Regions from separate parts of the Mus musculus genome. Here region 2 is linked to region 1. A link is a loop called in an ENCODE intact Hi-C map of the cell type or tissue named here. Cell type or tissue: left cerebral cortex. All regions are shown on one strand. Each heading gives the region's core, and the rest is flanking DNA. Links, peaks and the distances in the headings are about the cores only. Region 1 holds the start of C430049B03Rik (RIKEN cDNA C430049B03 gene). Region 2 holds the start of Fam122b (family with sequence similarity 122, member B).

The links. Peaks named below come from ENCODE experiments on the same cell type or tissue, not always from the same donor. Only the 100,000 strongest peaks of a DNase experiment are listed, where the experiment ranks them.
Region 2: it touches region 1 in a loop (4-fold over the local background); 2 of 42 quality-filtered maps call a loop at or near these places.

What each region holds. Positions count from the first base shown.
Region 1 is chrX:53,054,319-53,057,226 of GRCm38, forward strand. C430049B03Rik (RIKEN cDNA C430049B03 gene) reads right to left here and starts at 2,872. Exons shown (of 4, transcript NR_038185.1): 1 at 2,680-2,872; 2 at 2,340-2,451; 3 at 1,824-1,846; 4 at 1-1,172. It overlaps Mir322 (microRNA 322), which reads right to left and starts at 31; the gene lies at 1-31. In left cerebral cortex, for the core only: no CTCF peak of the experiment used is centred there; DNase peaks (open chromatin) are centred at 1,566 and 2,474; H3K4me3 peaks cover 671 bases.
Region 2 is chrX:53,267,582-53,270,489 of GRCm38, forward strand. Fam122b (family with sequence similarity 122, member B) reads right to left here and starts at 2,224. Exons shown (of 9, transcript NM_001166365.2): 1 at 1,295-2,224. The coding sequence starts at 1,392. In left cerebral cortex, for the core only: no CTCF peak of the experiment used is centred there; DNase peaks (open chromatin) are centred at 1,485 and 2,321; H3K4me3 peaks cover 1,506 bases; H3K27ac peaks cover 386 bases.

The DNA.
Region 1 (2,908 bases), core at 120-2,619:
TTGCTGCTGCAGCCCTTCGGAGTCAACGAGGGTGGGGGCCGCTCTGGGGTACCTGCGAAGGAAGAAAGTCTCTGTGATTTCCAGGATCTGCTGGTGAGGCAAAGGGTGTACTGTTGGAAAGCAGGGTGTGGTGGATAGTGGGGAGGAGGAGACTCTTACCTCAGAAAGTAGATGAAAAGTGGGATTAAATAAACTGAGACAATTTGGTAACATCTGGATCACTCTTGCCAGCTCCAAAGTCTTGGTGAAACTTCCTGCTACCTTGTATAAGTCTCATTTATTGTCCCCGGGTTTTGATCATTTATTGGAAATTGGTGCAAGGAACTTTTGATAATCAAAAAAAAATCCCTCTGGGTAGTCCCAGTTGGTTTTACTGAATACTATAGGCATGGAATAGACTTGTCTAGTAGTTTCCTCCGTTCTTACAGTAATCACCTCGTCATTAGTTATTTTTAAGGACAAAGCATGAGAATGTTCTAGATGAAACATACATTCCTGGATGTTCTCATACATTGCTGGCTACTCAAGCTTATTTATAAAGACATTTGTTACCATCGACATCAAATCACAAATCAAGAACTTTAAATAAATGACATCCTTAAATACTTGATGTTAAATACAAATCACTCCTTCTTAAGCCACGCCACTGAAAATCTTGTCTTGAAATGGCCGGCACTGTGCGCTCTCCTCAGCTCCCACTGTTGCTTTTCAAAATGGACACACATGAGCAACAAGTTACATTCATTTCCTTGTTTAAACAAAGCATTCAGGAAAGCACAAAAACCATCCTTTAGTCCTTAACCACAAACCTAATAACTAAAACAACAAAACTACAGTGCCTTTGAAAGCAAAAAACATTCTGTATACAAATTTCCTGTATTCTCATTTAAAATTATGTCCGTTTTTCGAAACTAGTACAATGAATGCTGGGTCCTTTTAATTAATTAATAAAATATACAGAGTATGTAATTAAACTAAATACAAAATTCCTAACATAACAGATAATGATCCAGTGCTAACATATGCATTGCTTAGGTCATGATAAATAAAGCCATTAATAATAACAGCCCCACTCCTTAAGTTGGAATGAAAATTCCGTCTTTTCTTGGCTATATTACAAGTCATTTTTACATGGACACGGAATTGTGGAGGAAAAAACCATCGATGGTCACCTTTAAAAAGAGGAGAGAGAAAAGCCGTGTTTAGTAAAGATACAATTATACTTTAAAGATACGTATTTTTCTCCCAATTTAACTTTATGTCCCACACAAATGTCACATCAGAGATTGCAATTCCTCTTAATTTAACATTTCCTTAGTTGACTACTCATAAAAACAAAATTCATTCGAGATAACATCATCAAAAACGAAGGTCTTACTAGATAATTTTGTTAACGAATACACTGGAATCAAATTCATCTCTAGATTATCCTTCATCCATTTCTTTTCTTCCCATCACTCTACAACGACTTATATCCTTAAAAAGCCATCTCACTCCCTGGGTTTGTGTATTTCCCCTTGGGCTTAACTTTACTTACGAAAAGAGAGCACAAAGAGATGTCTGGTCACTTCTAGAGAGGGTCATTCGCTGATACAATAGACAAAGAATCAATACTTTAGGGTTACCATGGCCCCACCCACTTCAGAACCACGACGGGTCAAAATGGCCCCACCCACTTCAGAACTGCGAAGGGTTTGGCCAAATGATTTAAGAGCCAAAGACTAAGCCTCTTCCTCTCTTCCCAGTTGAGAACGTTTTGTCTTTTAATGTTGCAGATGCCATGCGCCCCCACACCCAAAACATGATGCACAGGTCCTCCGCACCTTCCAGCCAAACTTTTCCAATACTGGAAAAAAAAAAAAAACAACTAAACAACCTTGAAAAGTTTTAATTAGCGAGAGACAATGGAAAACGAATTTTACGGTTCTTTCCAGGACATTCTTTACTGCTTACAAATGAGTGGCCCAAAGTCCCATTTACAGTCTGTCAAAACTAGTTGCTCCCCACCCTGGCAAGGCTGACAGCCTGAGGCTGCCCGCCCCTCACTCATTTCTCTCTCCCCACCCCTCCCCGTTTACTCTTCTCAGTCCACTTTCTGAGAAGTTCCCTGGCCACACTCACTTGCTAGACATTTTAAAGATCTGTCCTCCCCCCACCACGACCCCCGGACACGCTTTCCACCCCCACACCCCACCCAGCGCGACGCATAACATTTTTTTGAGAATTATCCCCGTATCTGTTACAGTCTGTAGTGACCAGAGACATAGTTGGGGGCGGGGGGAGGCGGGCCAAAAAGTTCCCTTCCCCCTCGTTTTTTTCTTTTTTAGATTCTAAGTCACCTCTCACTCCACTCGAAAATGGCGCCGAAATCGTAGAACTTCTTAAATTTCATTGTAAGCTTTTTGCAAAGGTTTCTGGGATTTTCCTGCGAAGCTGCTCCTCAGCGTCGACCTAGAAAACAAGCCGGGGAAGCTAGAGAGAGGAAGGAAAAGGCGGGCGGGGAGGCGGACAGACAGACGGACAGCGAGAGAGAAAGGGCGGAGGGGTGTGGCGAGGTTGTGAGGTTAGAAGAGCGAGTCGCGGAGACTTGGGAGGGCGCGAGGTGGCGGTGGTGCGGGACATCGAGGGACAGAGGGACGGACAGCCGGGGAACCGGGGTTCGCGGGGCGAGGGGCTCACAGAGAGGCGTGGCGGAGAAGAACCGGAGCCGGGACGGAGCTGGGCTGGAACCGGGCTGGAATCGGGCTGGAACCGGGCTGGAATCGGGCTGGAATCCGGCTGGAATCGGGTTGGAGCGGTGCTGGAGCCGGCGGAGCTGGCGGAGTTGGGCTGGAGCCGAGCGCACCCCAAGAGGCGAGCGGGAGCAGCCAGCGCCCAGTGGTCCGCAGCAGCCCTAGAAAAAGCCGGC
Region 2 (2,908 bases), core at 318-2,817, 210 kb after region 1:
AAAAGGTTAACTCACTCACTCATTAGCACAGCTAGTTGGTGACAACTGAGACCAGGCCTGGTCTCTTCTCCTCTTGTCTGTCACATCATGCTATCTTTCAAGTAATTACTTAAATTGTGGTTCACAAAACAGTGGGTTTTTTCCTCAATTGTCTAAATGCAGGTCAGTGGGACAGCCCAAGGCCTTAGCAATGGCTTGTTTACCAGACTTTCGCAAGACAAGGAGAGAGAAGGTGGGGTATCCACGAGAGACAAAGGGCACAGCTTCCCCTTAAATACCCCAAAACCCCTTGATGATACCATGGACAACATCATCAGTCACGTCATCATTCCCTCGGCTTCAAAATCGTATTTAAATCTAGGGGAAAAATGTACTTGCCTCTCTGTCAAAGACAGATGTTATAATCAGTTCAATTGGAGGCAAAGCATTATCAAGTCTTCAACTGTGCTTGAAGAAAGGTTTGGGGCTAATATTACTCCCATCCTCTGCTCTGTCCTGAATTAATGCCCTCTCTGTGGGGTCTCGAAATTGACCTCAGAAGAATTGTCTACTTACAAAAGTGGAATACAATAGTTCATTTAGGCGAGCCAACCAGCCTTCACCATCACAAGCTTCCACCTGAAACTCCCTGCTGTCTTGTTCATACAAAAACACAATATCTTGTCACTAAAATTAAAGGAGTGATTTTCCCCATTATTTTCTCAAACCTGTGTTTGACTGACTTAAGCTAGAAACCTTCTCTCTCTCTCCTTTTTTTTCCATTATAACGCATTTCAGGCAGCTTCAAAAACTATAAACACTGTAACAAATCCAAATCACTTAACAGGATACGACCACACCATGGAATCCCAAGTTATTAGATAAACTGTGATTTCTTAAAGCAAACCTCTGTTAATGCCAGGGTTCCTAAACTCAGCTTAGAAACAGCACCTCTTAGAGACAGGCGTCAAGTTACAAGCCTAATTCAGGGGATTCAGCCTGATTTGCCCTGATGGAAATAAGCCAGGGCAAGCAACCTGTCAGCTGAGCCAGGTTTCTACTACGTACATTCTCTTTTAGAACTGCACAGCAAGGCCCCCCCAGGTACAGGGAGGGTCCCTTTCTCAGACATGGCCAGAGTGTGAGGTCAAACTTTCCCTCCATCTAGGAAACCAAGTCACTATTAAGAAAATAAGACCTCAACCCCTCAGTTTGGAGTCTAGATGAACTCGAACTGGCACTTTCGGGAAGGAAGACTTCTTGCCCAGGGACAAACCTCTGATCCCCACACTCCGTCCTCCCCAGTCCAGCTCACCTGAGCACATGGATCAGGGGAGCACTGTTGGACCGTCTCAGGGTGGCCCCCTCAGATGTGTCAGCCTCAAAATCCAGATCCATTTTCTCCTGAGCCATTCGGATACTTGCTAGGCAACACAGCCGGCAGTGCTCTCGGCTCCTGGTGCTTTGCTATGGACTCACTGCAGGACTGAGCTGCTGGGGACTGGCAGCTGGGGGCGGGGGCTAATGGGCGGAGGCTTGGGAGCGAGGGCGGAGAAAAGTAGGAGAGGAGGATGCAGATGAGGAAGGATGTGGAGGGCGGGCGGAGGAGGATATAGAGCTGGTGTTGGGAGGGTGACAGGATGAAAAAGGGGATGGAGGAAAGACAAAGGTGGGAGAAAGAAAAAGAGGCACAGGGGTTGATAAAGGATAGATGGAAATGCAGGGCATAGCACTAATGAAAGAGCATAGAAGTGGGAAAGGAGGAAAAAGGTCAGGGTGAAGGGGCACAGGGATGGGAAAAGAGGAGGAGGGAGAATGTGGAAGCACAGGAGAAGAAAGGGGAGGAAACTAGGCAGTGGCAGAACTCAAGCTGTCATTTTTCCCGCCTAGGACCGCAAGCGCGGCTCGGCTACATTTACAGAGGCTGCCTTTGCAGCGCTAGCAATGAGGACTTGACAGCTGGCCAGGCGGCCTCGGCTGCCCCACCTCCACATGCTCAGGGTCTCTGTCCAGTCCGCCATGCTCTGGGCCCCGGTCCCCGGGGCCCCTCAGCGCAGGGATGGCGCTTTTCACTCCCTGGTCCCTGCCCGCCTGCACGACTCAGAAAAGGGATCGGCCCTCTGCACCACCGCGGCGCTGCTTCTATCTCTTATTGGCTCTAATGACCCGCGGGACCCTCTGGAGCTCAAATTGATTTCTATAACCTGCCGCCTCTTTTGCCTCCCACGCTTCAGAAATGGGAGCCTCCGAGGGGCCAGCTCTTCCGCATCTTGTCGCCCATTGGGCACTGCGCATGCGCCTTACGGCTGCTCCAATGATCCTGGGGCCAAGGCGCAGGCGTAATAGCCTCTCTCCGCAACCCGCCTTCAAAGGGGCGGGGCGTTTCCAGGGGGGCCCAAAATCTTCCTGCGTGGCATTGGTCCGGGAACCCTGGCGCCGTATTTCGAAAAGAGCCAATAGTTTGGAGACTGAAGCCTCAGTTTTTAGTAGTTTGGACTAATATTCAAGTGAAAGCGATTTTCACGTTATTTCACTACAAATTTGTATTCTGACCTTTGTGATCCACAGGCACTTTAAATATTTTTTTATGTGAAAGTCTTTGTGTGGGAATATGCGCGTGCGTGCATGCGTGCATTCCCATGGAGGTCAGAGAGGTCATTGGATCTCCTGGAGCGGCAGTTGAAGGCCGTTGTGAACTGCTCAACATGGGTTCTGGGATTAGAACTCGAGTCTCCTGTAGCAGCAGCAAGCACCGTTAACCTCTGAGCCATCATCTCTTCAGCCCCCCCCCCCCTTTACTAAATTCCTCAGCTCCATTAGACAAAAATAAAAGATTTGTTTTCTTTCCAAGGCTTATGGAGATTCTAGCAATCATAATATGATGCATGTGACAGCTGAAATTAATTTTAAAAACATTCATGGCACTTAC